Linked DNA regions of Homo sapiens: region 1 is linked to region 2. Evidence: read pairs that join two places in POLR2A ChIA-PET (ENCODE). Cell type or tissue: GM12878. All regions are shown on one strand.

Evidence for each region. Peaks named below come from ENCODE experiments on the same cell type or tissue, not always from the same donor. Only the 100,000 strongest peaks of a DNase experiment are listed, where the experiment ranks them.
Region 1: POLR2A ChIA-PET joins it to region 2 with 5 read pairs; 1 of 35 experiments calls an interaction of 5 or more read pairs at or near these places.

The regions. Positions count from the first base shown.
Region 1 is chr4:102,332,950-102,340,949 of GRCh38, reverse strand. The region is part of intron 2 of SLC39A8 (solute carrier family 39 member 8); the gene reads left to right. Among named protein-coding and RNA genes, the nearest start is that of SLC39A8, 8.5 kb to the left of the region's middle. In GM12878, no CTCF peak of the experiment used is centred here; no DNase peak of the experiment used is centred here; H3K4me3 peaks cover 854 bases.
Region 2 is chr4:102,542,458-102,550,457 of GRCh38, reverse strand. The region is part of intron 5 of NFKB1 (nuclear factor kappa B subunit 1); the gene reads right to left. Among named protein-coding and RNA genes, the nearest start is that of NFKB1-AS1, 44 kb to the right of the region's middle. In GM12878, no CTCF peak of the experiment used is centred here; DNase peaks (open chromatin) are centred at 3,657 and 7,177; H3K27ac peaks cover 3,560 bases.

The DNA of each region.
Region 1 (8,000 bases), 210 kb after region 2:
TTGCTCAACCACTTCTTAACTCATTATCTTCCTTGGACCTTTCCTGCCTTTGACTGAAATGTTCTTCTTTTCCTTGAATTGCCCTGTGAAAATCTACTCTCTTAAGCCCAGTTAAACTTCACCATAAAACCTTTCTGGGGTATCACAGCCAGCACTGATTTACTGATTTCTCTATTTTCTGAATTCCTGAAATATTTTTTACCATGCTGATGTCACTTCTATTCCTGTGTTCAGCAGACATTTTAAATGACTGCTGCACTCTAATTTGAATGGTTATTTAAAAATACAAATCTGATCATATCATTCATCCTGTTAAACAATTCAGTGACTTTTAGATAAACTACAAACACTTAGAGTGGCTTCAAAGTCCTTTTCTGATTTGGTCCCTGTATGTTTCTTAAACCGTATCCTTTGTCACAGTTCCAATCTTAATGGACCATTTACACTGCCTGGTTCTCTAGAAATACCTGATTATGCTCTGGTATCAGTTTAGACATTACTTCTTCTGAGAAGCCTTTCTTGATCTTCTCAAGAGTGTAGTCGAAGTCCCTTCAATGCAATCCTGTATTTCTTGGTGCTTGTGCAATTATAACATATTATATATTGCAATTATATTATAACATGTAAATTATTTTATATGTATTACAGTTTTCTGCTTATGTGGCTATAACCCCTGCTGCCTCTCTCTACCCTCCAAAAGATTTTTAACAAGTTGAAGGGCATGGTCTGACTCCTCTCTCTAGAGACTAGTGTAGTGCCTGGTTTATAACATGTATTCATTATAATTTTTTTGAATAGATGGGTGAAGATGGTTTAAGATGAGTTTGATAATTTGAGTCCTCACATGACTTTACAGTCTATTGGAGGAGACATGACATATGCACATATAATTATAATGCACGAAACAGTGATATGCCTGATTAAGGAACTAACCCATTTATGCCTGAGGTTGCAATTTTTTGAATTTTTGCAATCAGACCTTGGCAATGACCTTGAGCAGTGGGATATAAATAACTCCCACATGCTTAGTGTTTCAATAATGGAACACTAGGAATAAATGTGTTTAAAAACCAATGTGAGATAAGACCTGTGTTTTCAGAACATTAATCTGACATGAGAGTGTGGAATGTATTGGAGTGGGTCAAGGTGGGAGCTAAGGAGCCATCTGCAGTGGATTTCATGAGATGTAAGGACCACTTGAATTTGGAGAAACTCAGAAGGTAATATAAAGGCTCTGCCTTCAGAGACTTCAAGAAGAGCAGGCATGGCTGAAGAGTATGCAAAAGGCCCCAAAGATAAGCCTTTTCTATTTCAATATTTTGCCTGTAATCATTATTTATTTAAGTATTGCTAGATCTCTTCCTTCATTATCTTCTGACCCTGTGATGCCAGAAGGAGAAAGAATAACTCCGGGCTCATATTAATGGATGGCCAGGCTAGTGGTATGTAGCAAAAAGGAGTGTATGTATGTGTGTGGATACTGCAAACATGTTTTTTGCATTGCCTGTTGTCATCTACTGCACTTTTTCCTGGGGTGGGGGTAATGATGGGTTAGATGAGGGTGTTTCTGGGAAGCACTGACTATGGACAGAAGAGATAAAGAACATTTGTTCTTTTTTTTTTTTCCCCTTTATGTGCTGAGAAATGGTGGGGGTAAACCTTCTAGGAATGCCTTCTAACCTGCTTGTTCAGGTGAGAAACTGGAAGGGCAGGACAGAGGGTGAGGTTACCTAGGTCTCTTGTTAAGAATCCTCCAAGACAATGGCCCCATTCTGATCTATTAGATCACTCTCACATAAGTTGATTGTGTACAGTGTGTTGATTGTATTTCAAGGCTTTGGGAAAATGAGGGACATTCGTAATTCATTTGACTGTGATGTCAAGAGCTTAGTTTGCCTTGATGCCAGGTGTGATTGGGATCCATTAGGAAAATGCTTTTCATTCCTTTCATATCTAACTCCCAAAATCACATCTTTACCCACTATTCTAGGAGTCATATGAACCCTTTTATATGTAATGTAATAATTATAGCTAGGATTTATTAATCTTTTACTGTGTGGCATTACTCCCTTAACCAATTTATTTGTATTATCATGTTTCATACTCATACCAACTCTATGATAAAGGTCCCATTATTATCTTCATTTTATGTGTAAGAAAAATGTGGCACAGAGAGGTTAAGTAACTGGACCAACGTCACGAAGTAAGTGGTAGAACCTCAGGCAGTCTTACACACTATGCTATAGTGCATTTTTTGAATTACAATCTAGAAAACCATACTTTCTCTAGCTAGAGCAACCATGACCTTAGATTTTGAACTACAGGGAGAAGTTACTAGTCATCGACTGCCTATCTGGTTACATTGCTTAGTCACATTAAGGAAATGGTACTAGAGCTGTGGAGGCTACGATGATGATGACTTGTCTTTGTCCTCAGAGACCTTATAATTAAGAAATAAGATGGAGGCTGGGCGCGGTGGCTAACGCCTGTAATCCCAGCACTTTGGGAGGCTGAGGGGGGCAGATCACAAGGTCAGGAGATCGAGACCATCCTGGTTAACATGGTGAAACCCCATCTCTACTAAAAATACAAAAAATTAGCCGGGAGTAGTGGTGGGTGCCTGTAGTCCCAGCTACTCAGGAGGCTGAGGCAGGAGAATGGCGTGAACCCGGGAGGCAGAGCTTGCAGTGAGCCGAGATGGCGCCACTGCACTCCAGCCTGGGTGACAAAGTAAGACTCCGTCTCGAAAAAAAAAAAAAAAAAGAAATAAGATGGAAACTGTGAAAAGTGACTATGGAAGGCAAAGCTGCAGTAATCACGAAAGCAGACATTGTAAAACATATCACAAGGCCATATATGATTGTCACATGGATACTAGAAAACATCTGCTACTAGTTTAGAAAGGTGAGGGATTTTTTGGGGTTGGAAATGCCTCATGGAAAAGTTATAACTCAGTCAATTTGGCTTATCTGGTTTGGTTTTTAAAAAATTTATTGATTGAACTCTTGCTTATACCAAATGTGATGAATTTTCATGTGAATTACATGAATTCTTTTTTAGAGGATGAAATTTTCTTTTATTGTTTCATATATAATGAATTTTTTTAAGGGACTATATTTTGAGCAACAATAGTACTTTCTTCTATGGATAGACTTCAGGCATGTCTAGTATGAAACCTTTCAGTTCATTTCTCACTTTTATGCTAGAAGTTTTCGGCCAATGAATCCACTGTCTCTTCTGGCGGTTTAGAATGGAAATCTTCCCTTATGATGCCTCTGAAGCAATTGCATTCTTAACTGCACAACACTGGAGAAAGTGGTTTGTGCATAGGTGTTGGGGAATGAGTTGAAGCAAGGAGGGAAGAGTAGGTGAGCCGAGCCAAGTACTTCAACAGAATCACTGACTCTTAACTATAGGTAAGACAGTGCTGCTAGGAGGCAGTTTGAGCTTTCTCACACAGTTATCAGGTGAACTTTCCATAATTGGGATAGATCTTTCTCTCTAGGGATGTTCCCTAGGGTTGTTCTCTCATCTGGGTGGGAGATTTGCAGCTGTTATGCTTTCCATGATTTATTCTTATCTTGGGATATATTGAGGGGCAGGGACTTAGTTTTCTGCTTTCTAGTCATAAAAACCTATTACTTTTCAACCATAATAATTGTTTAAAGGTGTTTTCTTTAAATTTAATATACTTTTGATTCTTTTTTTTTTTTTTTGAGAAAAGTGAATTCCTTTTGGTGGTAGTAGGGATTGGGGGAGAAAAATAGGAATATAAATAGAAATGGAAAATAAGGCCTGAAGTTGAGAAGGATCAGTGATCCTCAGGAAAAGAAAAGCAACATCTAATGAAGGCAATTTAATGTGGCTGGTAATGGGTTTGCAAGTTACTTGTATTCCAAGTGGTGTTTCCTCAAGGGATGTACACATTACTAAGTGCAAACAGCTAGTATTAGGGTCATTTACAATGCAATTTATTTTAAAAAAAGAATGTTACTAAACTCTAGGCTATCTAAAAAACTAGGTAATTTTCAGAATTTTCCCATTTCCAACTTTATATAACAGTAGATTCCTGTTTGTAATCAAAACTAATTAATTTATTCTCAAATTATTCCCAATTGTCTGTTTCAGTAGCCTTGAGATTTATTTTATAAAGAAATGAACCTTTCATCGAATTACCTTTGTGTTGATAGGATTTGGGAGCATAGAAAACATTCAGAATGGAGCCTTGTTTAATTTGGCTTCCGTCTCTTTCTAAAGATACTCTGTTGTTTTTCCTGGCCTGAAGTTTAAGGAGAATAAAAACAAAAATCTGTTGAGTCTAGATTAAAGGTGAACCTGAAATGTAGCATTATGCCCTCCAAGGCCAAATATTTAACACCTTGACTTTTTTTCTTTAAATAACTAATTGAATAGCTAGAGAAAAAAATCAAGTGAGCATTGATAATGCCTCTAAGTCTTTAGTTCTTTGAACCTAATTAAAAAATAAACCATAATTGTAACCAATTTATTTGGTGAGCTTCTTAGACCTCTAACTATCTTAGAGAATACAGCATAATGGTTTACAATCTGGCTTCTGGAGTCAGGCAAGCTTGCGCTGAAATTCTAATTCTCTTGTTTACCACCTGGGAAATCACAGCCAAGTGACTTACCCTCTTTTTGTAATCCTTAGTTTTCACATCCGTAAATTGAGAAAAAAAGAGCCTTACTCATAGGACAGTTTTTTGGACTAGAAAATAAGAACAATATTAACATTTATTGAGCATTTAACATATTTCGGGCACTTATATATTCAGTATGTTATACGTGCCAACTCAATAAAGATATAAGACTTTTTTCCATTACCTATATTGCTTCCAATAATACGTAATACAAAAGACAATGTATGTAAAATACTTAGCATTGGGCCTGGCTCAAATTATGTGCTCAATGCATAGTTATTATCATCATAATAGTATGTTACTCGATATAGCTACATTATCCTTAACAAAATTGTCTTCCATTGATGATCTGAACACCCAAGCGTCTGTCAACTAAAAGAAGAAAGCACAGCCATGAAAAGACAGCAAGAATTAATGAAAAAAAAGATCAGTGAGAAATAAGTCAGTCCAGTGCCTTTGATTTCAGTCTTGGTTTCCATGGTGACTCACCTTCAGAGAGGCTTTTACAGTTTACCTCCACTTCCCTTTCTCCAAACACTGGTAGTAAATTCTTGAAAATGTAAACCTTAGGAGTAGAGACTAATAAAATAATTTGAGTACTTCAATGTGCATTGAAATTATTACCTCCCTTCCAGAGGACTTCTGATGCTACATTTAGAAGTTGGCTTTATTTTATTATTTTTGCCCCAGATTGGCATCACCACTGAAATGTGAATGTTTGGGGAACCATATAATACTTCCAGAAATGGATAGAATTGCGGTTTTAAATTGAGATCTACTTCTAAATCTGTATGGACCTCTATATGGGTTTTGCAAGCCGAAGAATCCAGGACCCTCTGCATTTAGCTGAACCCTGTTGGATAGAAAACAGATAAGAGAATGAGCATTATTTTAGTCTAACTGGAAGAAGTGAGAGATGTATCTCTTCAGCGACAGGGAAACAGAAAGTTAGCCCGAACTTCAGCGAACAGTAAAATCAGTACACCGATTCTGAGCTTGGCAAAAGTTCCTGCTTTATATAAATATTCATCATATGTTCTATAAAACATGCAGTCCCTTATGTTAAGAGATGCATGCTATGATGGTACCAGGTAATAGAGTTTGAATGTTAAATCATAATGCTCTACAGTTTTCTTCAGGAGCAGAGTTCCCCAGAACGTAAGTATATTATTCGGTTACTTCACCTACACATTAGCATGAACAGCTAGACACTGGCTCTGTCTCTAGTCTTGGGATGAACGCTGTTTAAGTAAATGTTGTGGGTAGGGCCTTTACTGTGGCAGAGGAAACAGGTCCTGTCCTAGTAAGAATATTTACTAACAATTACGGAGCACTTCTTGTGTTCCAGGCATCCTGCTCAGTTCTTCTTTATACACCATTCTGTTAAACCTCCTGATCCCATGGAGTAAACACTCTTGTTATTCCCTTGAGGAAACTCAACCTTAGGTAGGTTAAGTAACTCACTTTAAATCAGATGACTCATATTGGCAGAGCACATATTCCATTCCAGGGTGACTGGATTCTATAACCGATGCACTTTCCACTATTGCCTCTCATGCTGAAGAGTATCATCCCACAGAAGGACTTATTTTCCAAAAAGCCAAGTGCCTCTTGTGTCATCCAAGTGCCTGAATGTCAAGGTAGAACTAATGCCATTTTCTTGAAGCCACTGGGAACTGTACAATCATTTATTTGAAGCTGGCATATGTTCTCTGCTGATGTTCCCCTCTTGTTTGAGTGAAAAGAGGGAAAAAATGTCTTTTCTTCCCCTTGTTAAAGTTGTACTTGCAATAATCAGGGCCGGCCCTAAAACTCATTATTACTTCCTCTACAAACTAGTTTTTAACCTTGCAAAGTTATTTCCTGACAATTAACATTTGATACTCGAAACAATATTGTGAGAAAATTGGGACATATCAGTTCCCCCAGAAACTGAGATACGAATAAGTCATTTGGTAAAAGTTAGACAAAGTCCCCAGATTTTTCTGGGAGACCAGACATTCCAATTTTGAATCCTCAGTTCTTTTTCCTTGGGCTAACTTTAATCAGATGCTGTATTAGCAAGGCCACGGTGCTCTGACTAACCTGAATATTCCATGATCTTTGTGTTTCATTTACTGTGTATAACTGGACCATAGAAAGGTGCGAATGCCTGTTCTGTTTTCTCACCTCTCAGTCACTATTCAAACCATTGGTTCTGGCTTTTTTCTGTCCCCACCACTTCCCTGAAATTTATACCAAGTCACATGGAACCACCTTATTGTTAGGTTCAGTGGGTGCTTCTCAGGCCTCACCGCTCTGATAATTTTGTTGGTGTTGATTACATCCTACCTGAAACACATTCTTTCCTTGCTTGCAGCTGTTTGTGCCATGTTTTTCTTACTTCTCTGGCTGCTGCTTTTCAATTTTGATTTCCTTTGCTCATTCTTTAAATATTAGTGCTCCTCAGGTTTCCATCTCGAGCCTGTTTTATTTTGATGTCACACACTCTTTCTGTATATCTTCAAGGACTCATATGGCTGTGATTATCTATCTGTAGATGCTTTCTACATGAGTTGGCTTACTTCAGATTTCTCTCTTGAGATTCAGCCTTGCGCACCCAGCTGACAATTGATGTCTAACTCTTTTCTTTTCCCCAACTCAACAGGTCTAAACCTGTCTCAAACAAAACTCATCAACTCCATCTCTTTCTCCATCAAAACCTTTTGGTATTCCTGTTTTGCCCATCTTAGTGATAGGTATTACTATCTGCTCACTGAACTAAGCTGTGAAACTGGATGTTAATATTGACTCCTCACTTTTTCTTTCCCCTTCCCATATCAAATGCACATAAGTCTTGTCATAATAACTTATAAATATCTCTTAGTTAATCTCTTGAAGCTCCAACATCCTCTTTGTGTAATGGGGAAAATTGTACCTACCTTATGGGATTGTAGTAGAGATGAAATCAGATAATATGTCTAGCCACTCTGTCTTTTGCCTGGCATGCTGTAAGTATTCAATACACATACACTCTGTTACTGCTGCCGCCCTCTGCATCCAGTCTTGCCTCACATATCTCTTTCCTCTACATTTCTTCCAGTCTTGAATACATATATATGTATATATATACACATTTTATTATTTTATTAGACTTCAAGTTCTGGGATACATGTGCAGAACATGCAGGTTTGTTACTTAGGTATACGCGTGACATGGTGGTTTACTGCACCCATCAGCCATTATCTACATTAGGTATTTCTCCTAATGCTATACCTCCCCTAGCCCCGCAGCCCCTGACAGACCCCAGTGTGTGATGTTCCCCTCCCTGTGTCCATGTGTTCTCATTGTTCAATTCCCACT
Region 2 (8,000 bases):
GAATTAGAATTATGAATTAGTGTATGAACTCGAGATTTTTAAAATAATCAATTTTGTAGCTCTGCCTAATGAAAGAGTCTAGAAAAACTTCTCCTGCTAAAAGGAACTAGGACTTCTTAGAGAGACAGACGATGCCTGGACTGGGGTAGTGAAGGTATAGGGTGAACCTAGAATAGCTTACAATTTCAGAAATAAGGAAAGTGTTAGGAAAAAAAAGATAGGGACATATCAAAAAGACATAGGAGCTAGCATGAAAGACTCCCACTGGCCAAGAATAGGACAATTTAAGAATCAAAATGAATAATGACAGGAATGGCTTATAGTACAATGAATAACAAAAGAATCCACGAGTTCATACTGATGCTAATTTTAATTTTTTTTAAAGAAGAATGAAGAAAGCTCTTTTAAAAAAACCAGGAAAAGTGACAGGAAGGATAGAAATAGAAAAATCACAAATTTATAACAATTATTGATAATTGATTTAGGAAATAATCATTCATGGATGCTAAAATCCACTGGAAGAAAGATGCTGAGGATGGTAGCTTATACCAGGGTGGCAGCATTGGAGGTGCTGAAGAATAATTAGTTTCTGAAAAAAGTGTGAAGGCACAGCCAATAAGACTACCTGATGGATTACATGTGGGATTTGAGAAGAAGAGAGGAGTCAAGGAAAACTCCAAGATTTGGGGCCTGTACAACTGGAAGGATGGAGCAACCACATTCCGGAAAGGGGAAGCTATGAGGCAGAGCAGATTGGTGGGGAAGATTTGAAATTCAGTTGTGAATATGTTAAGTCTACCAGACATCCAAGTGGCAATGTCAAACAAGTGGCTGAGCCTGGAGACTACATTTCAAAGTGGAAGTCTAGGCTGGAGAAACACCCCTCCCCCCATATATATATAATTAATAGAACTATATAACTCAACACCATGAAACTTAATAGTGTTAAGACTTAATAGTGTTAAGTTTTATATATATATAAATTCAATATATAAACAGAATATATATTATATGTATATAAAACTTACAACATAAGTTTTATACATATATAAAATGTACATATATAAATACATATATTAATCTATATTAATAGAATAATATATATTATTTTATGTATATAAAACAACACCATGAGAGGAAGGAAATGGAGAAAGAGAAGCCATTCTTGGTCAAGTTACTCATTAAGCCTCAGTTTCTAAGCTAAAACTTGGGATAAAACCATCTTTTGTGCAGAAGTGTATAAGGATAACAATAACAGATACATAGTAAGAACTCGATAAATGACACATGAGAATAACAAAGCATTTTTCTTGTTATTTCTATACTAATTGAGTATTTCTATGATTAACTGAGGCAACAATGTTACCATGTGATCTCTTTCGGAGTGTATTATCAGGCTGAAATGGGCATCATCCTATACTCGTAGGGCTACTGGCTTATAACCTCAATGCCACAATATGTTTGTAGTGGGCTGAATGGTGTACCCCCAGAATTCACATCTACCCAGAGCCTCAGAATATTGTATTATCTGGAAATGGGGTCGTTGCAATTATGATTAGTTAAGATGAGGTCACATAGGGTTATGGATGCCGTAAACACAATGACAGGTCTCTAAGAGAAAGAAGAGGGAGATTTGGACACAGGGACGCAGAGAGAAGACAGTATTCATGTGAAGATGGAGACAGAAATTGGAATGATGCAGCTGCAAGTCACAAACTGCCATGAATTGTCAGCAACCACAAGAAGCTAGAAACAGGCAAGGAAGGATTATTGCCTAGAGCCTTCAAAGGGGGCACGGCCCTGCGAAGACCATGATATTGGACTTCTAGCATCCAGAACTGTGAAAGAATAAATTTCGGTTGCTTTAAACCACCTAGTTTGTGGTAACTTGTTATGGCAGCTGGCAGTGAATGCTTTTAATTTTATGCTGCCTTTGCATCCATTCTGAATATAAGCTGGACTTTCTCATACCTAAAGCAGGGCTCAGTGACCGTCGACGCAGTTTCCAGTACTACACCTCCTCCCGGTTCCTCTATGTGGCCAATCTAGATATCTGCATTATACAATTGCCACCTGGTGATCGCCTCCCCATGGGCCAGCTACATATAGCCTACCTGACTGGTCTTCACTGATGCTCACACCTCGCATGGACTGTGCAGATATGCCACAGTGACTTCTTCTTCATCACACTGTGACCTCCTGGAACTCATACCTGCTTGCTTGAAACCCACCTATTAAAACTCCCTGTGGGAAACCTGTTTGGATAATGTCCTGGACCCAGTAAAGGCAATGGCCCGTGAGTTCCTTTCTCTCTCTTTCTCCACATGCTCCCTGATCTTGGTGTGTGGCCTTCCCTGGAGTGCTGTGTGCTCCCCAGGACCACTAAGTAATAAAATCTTTATTTCCATCTTGTGTTTCTCCTGATTATGGAAGGGGTGCTCTCTATCATAAGTATCCTAAATTAAAACACTGCCCTACAAAACTAATACAACTAAGGAGCCTAACAAGAATTTAATAAATTCCTTTCTGGTATCCTACCTATGAGATTTTCATAAGAAATCATGTGTTACATCTAAAAGAAAGCTTTTGACACAGCTGATCTCAGTCTCCTATCTTAACCCCAGACAGAAGAAAGGATATGGGGTCAATATACAGTGGAAGCAATACTGATTAGAGAGACTGTACTAAAAATAAATTAATAGACTGGTGAAGGTTTTGTGTAGCTCCATGAATCCATAAATGAACCAGCAAAGCTGCCACTCAATATTTGTAGTAGTGTATTTGGTTATATAAAAATAGAAGCAACTGTCATTTTTAAGTGCTTACTGTGTGGCATGTACTGAATAACTTGATTTACACATATATCCTATGACATAGGTATTATTTTTTCAGTTTCATAGATAAGGAAGCTGATGCTTAGCCAAGTTAAGTAACACTGCAAGTCGCAAAACTAGGAACCAACATCATGCCCAGCCCTGAACCAAATGACTTCAGAGCCAATGCTTTAAAACCTAAAAGTGTGGTCCACAACCACCTAAACCTCACCCCAGACCTAGAAACTGTAAATGTAGAGCCAGAAATCTGCAGTTGTAATACCTCTTTCTAGGACTTCAACTAGACACCTCTTACTCCTTCTTTTGTACCTGCCAGCTCATCCTTTCTTTCAAATTATCCATGTTAACTATGTTGAATCATTTTCAGTGTCGCACATTTAATTTTAAAAATTCGACTTGGTTTTATTTTCATTCTGCCTGGTCTGTTTTCTATTCCAAACTTATTTTGTATTTATATATCAAACAATTGGTAATTCAATTATCTGAAGATTCTGAGGATTTAATTCTGCTTTTCATTGTTCTGCCAGTTCTTAAACAGAGTGGCTTATTTGCATACATATTTTCTAATTTTTGATCAGGAGCTCATGATTCTTTGAGCCACATACATTTTTATGCTTTTCTGCAAGGCTCTGAGGGTATCCCCAATGTGGAACAACTTCATATTCATTTCTAGACTTGGGGTTTCCTACTCTATTCAGGGAGCATACACTTAACTCTGAATCTGTAAGAATTGGGCTTGTAGTTATTGATTCTCAAGAGAGGCATTTTATCTTCTGATTCCCCCTAGGCTGAGACAGGCAACTTCCTCATCACCTCTCTGCCTGAGGATCACCCATCAACAGAAACTATAGCCCTGAGAGAGTCCTGAATTAAGTGGGTGATTGCAGTTTCAATTCCTCAGATTGGAAAGGCCCAAGGCCTTATCTTTTGTCTCTAGGAAGCTGTTAAAAACCAAGCTTCTTGATTATCTAGGTCAGCAAATATTTCCAGGGCAGCTGTGGCCCCAAAGTCCACCCATATCCTATTGTGTTTTCCCAAAGTTTTCTTTTGTCTTACGGCGCCCCAGTAGTTTTCATACTTTCTAATAAACTCAGCTATGCATTAAAGAAAATGTTATATTTTTTTTCTAGTGTTACTAAGTGTATTGTAGTGGGAGAATTACCTACTCTACCAGGCTTTGGAAATGGAATAAAATCGATATTTTAAGTAGGTTTTGAAGCAGATTTTTATGGGTAGTAAGGTTTGAGAGCCACACTGCACTGTCTCCCATAGAGCTCCTGAGAAAACATGCTGGAAACTGTAGCTAAGTAAGACAGCTTCACATTTTTTTTTTTCCTTCAGTCCAATGTTCTGCTACTCAAGGTGGAGTCAGGTGTTAACCAATCTTCTTTAAGTCATGGATGAATAAATAAAGCTAAAGATACATCTATATGCTTCCACCCAGGCTTTATAAAAAGAAGCTAATATTTGTAATCACTACAAATATTAGCAATAATTTGAAATCCTGTTTTTTTTCTTTAAAAAATTTTTTTTATAGAGACAGGGTCTCACTATGTTGCCCATGCTGGCCTCAAAATCCTGGGCTCAAGCAATCCTCCTGCCTTGGCCTCCCAAAAGTGTTGGGATTATAGGCGTGAGCCACTATGCCCAGCTGAGGTTTATCCTTAATATTATGTTATAAGCAGTTTTCCACGTTGTGCCGTATCCTCTTAATTATCTTTTTAAAACACAGTGGCATAATATTCTATTCCACGGTATACATTGAATATCTATTCAATTATCTGTTGTAATATGTTGCCATTATATAATGGCATGTATTCTTAGAAACTGTCATAGAATTATTGTAGAATCCAAGATTGGCTAGATGATGCACTGTGATTTAGCAATTGTGCAGTGGTTCCCAGGCGTCTCTGTGGTTGAAACATTTTTGGACGATTCTGAAGCCCACCCATGATTGTGAACCATAGATTTAAAAGATTCCTGCAAAGTAGAAACAGATCCTTAACATTATGATAATGAATGGTATTCCACAATGGTTAAGAGTGCAGGCCCTTAAACCATATGGCATGAACTGAAATCTTGGGCTCCATCTCTAAAAGCCTGTGAGACCCAAGTTAAGCTTCTTAATTTCTCTAGGCTTCAATTTCCTCATTTATAAAATGCGGATCACAGAACCTGCATCAGTGGATTACTGTGATGATTAAATGAGATGATGTAAGTAAGCACATCAAGCCATTATTATAATCATTCTGTTGGGTAGAAGGGGACCTAAAGGCAAAAAGCATTGTCTGTGAAAGTCTGCAAGCACTTTCCAGCCCATGTCCATGAGACCCCAGGGAGGTGAAGGTAGTCTGGAGGCTTCTTATTTGGAATCCATCTGGAGGGTGGGGAGAAAAGACTGAGACTGCAGGGTAGCCTCCAGCTTCACCTCTGGACCTGCAGATGGGTTGAAAAACAACTTGTCTGTGGAGGAGGCAGTGGAACACATGTGGGGATCTTAGTGCTTCTGTGTGTTCACTTGACCTTATCAAGGCGAATTGCCAATATGTGACTTTATGAGGTCAAGACTCCAGAATGGAATGCCGAGAGTTGCCCCACTATACCTTCAGACTGAGACCACTGGGTTTAAAAGAAGCCACCAGAGATTTGTTTCGGATTGAACAGTGGTCCCAGAAATAATCATGTGTCAAGGAAGAGTGGAGGGCAGAAAAATGGGAATGGCCAATAGAGGAAGGTCACCAAGCCAGAACTGACAAAACAAAATTTAAAATTCAGACAGTTCTTAAATTCAAGGAGTGTATATCTCTCCTAATAATTTCTAAGGGTTAAGCTTCCCAGCTATTATCTGTGTGATAGGTTTTCTCTAATGAGTAGCTTTCTCCACTTTATAATAGTGACTTTGAATATATACAGCGGATTTAGAGGGCTATTTAAAAAAATATTTTACAAAGTAATATTTTGTTTTAGGACAAAATACAAAACTTCTGAACTACTTGCAACAAAAATTACCTATAAGTCTCAATTGTGGTTACATATGGGAGGGAGTTTTGTCTGCTTGTCTAGAGCAGTACCTGACACACAGTGCTCAATCAATATTTGTTCAATGAATTGCCTTCTCTCTTTTGGCTTCAATCACTAATGGTGAGCTTCATGCTTAATCTGCAAATGCATGGAAGAGCAAGAAAGAAAAAGCAGTGAAGCCCATTCAACTCTTTTGGCCATCAATTCAGTTTCATCTTTTTTCCACCTACTGGAAAACTGAAGGGAGGCTTTCTGGGCTATGTGTTGAGCAACATAAAGCATTTCACTTCATTTAAAATTGATTAAAAATGCAAGAATAAAAAAAGAAAAAATCTTAAAAAATATTACATAGATCATTTAAAAAGATAGCTGCTATCAAAAAGCTAAAGTGATACAAGCTATAGCATGATTCTTAACCATGTTAAATCTTTCCCTTTGAAAATATGATAAAAAGTTATACTCATCTCCCAAGAAAAAATGCACATACATACATGTGTAAGTCTGCATATAAATTTAGGAATCTAAAAAGCGTCTGAAACCACCAACAGGGATCCATAGACCCCAGGTTACAAAGCCCTTCTGTTCAATAAGCAGCTTTTCTCATGGTTTACAAAACACACAGTATAATGTACATAGGGGTATGGTTATTTTCCCTAATTAAATACTTGCGCAGTGAACAGCTTAGGGGTTCAATGGAAATCCTAATAAATGATATGAACTAGGTTCTATACGCACACATAGCTGATTATTGGTGATTTTCTCCCCTGTTGTTTTAAGTAATTGAGTCAGGTTAAATTATTTTAAATTAGTACTCCAAATAGATCCAAACCACGTGAATCAGACAAGTCTATACAAAGGAAAGGGAGATTATGCAAGGATATGTGATATCCTCAAATGCCACAGCAGATCGGGTAGTCTCTATTCGACCTCGACAGAAACTTAACATTTAGGATTTTTAAGGAAAGGCACGAAGAGTGGAGCCTTTTTTTTTTTTTTTTAAATCAGTAGTGGAAGGGGACAACAAAAAAGCTGTTGTTGACCTAAACATTTCAACACGTCTTCCACTCAACATAAAACACTCAGGAAAGACAACATATGTGAGAACCAGCTTTCAGAAAATGTTTGATTAAAAATAGTTACACTTCTATCAGCTGGGTTTCAAGTCCCTTGCATTTGATATTTATAACTAAAGAGAAACTAAGAATACTAACTGGTAAGCTATTTGTACTTTACAATCAAAGTCATTCTTGTCAATTTCTGGTTTTGCATAGAGTGGACCACACAGAAGGACGTGTCACATTAGTTAGGATAGGAAGGGGTACTTTCTGGTCACTCTAGAGGAGGATTGGTGAGAGTTTCTGAAGTCCCATGGGGCTGCTTCTCTTGTCACCCACCTCTGTGAAAGGGAACACAGTTTGATTTTTAAAACTTCACGCGTGGCTTTCGGGAAAAATAGGGAAGTGAGCCTTCCCTGGCACTCCTTGCTGAGTCAAAAGCAGGCAGGGACAAGCTTGGCCTAGAGGAAGGTTCCTGTGCTTTTCTGCCAGCCTCTCCTATTAGGAGCTCCGTGATGAAATTAGAATGGAAAAAACTTTAAAGGGAAATTTTATAGGCAGTATAATAGATTATTAAATGTTTAATGATGGGAAATTTTTCTTATGAAAGGACAAGATATAAGAGTTAGTCTGCATACTTACTTCCCCTAGATTTTTCTCTGAATATTATTTTTTGCTATAAGAGTTAGTACAAACTACATTGTGACAAATACATTTTTATCTAGACAGCAAAGAGGAATCAATAGGATCAAAGTGAGTACCAGTTAATCTTCAATGGCGTCCAGTTTGAACCTATGTTTGCCCTGAAAAGGAGCCATCCTATACAATGGCAAATTTGGGTTGAAGTTAGTAAAAATTAACTTTCTTGAAAATGCCAGTATTTATAGATGCATTCTTATGTAGTAAAAATATAAAAACATCTTGGGGAGTGAAAGTTCAGAGTAGCAGCTTACCTAAGAGAAGGAAGGAGGACAAAGTGATGGATAAGTGGGGTTTTAGCTGTAACTATTTTATTTGAGAGAGAGAGAGGACAGAGAGAGAGAGAGAGAGCTATCAAAAGCAAATAAGGTAAGATGCTAATACCTATTAA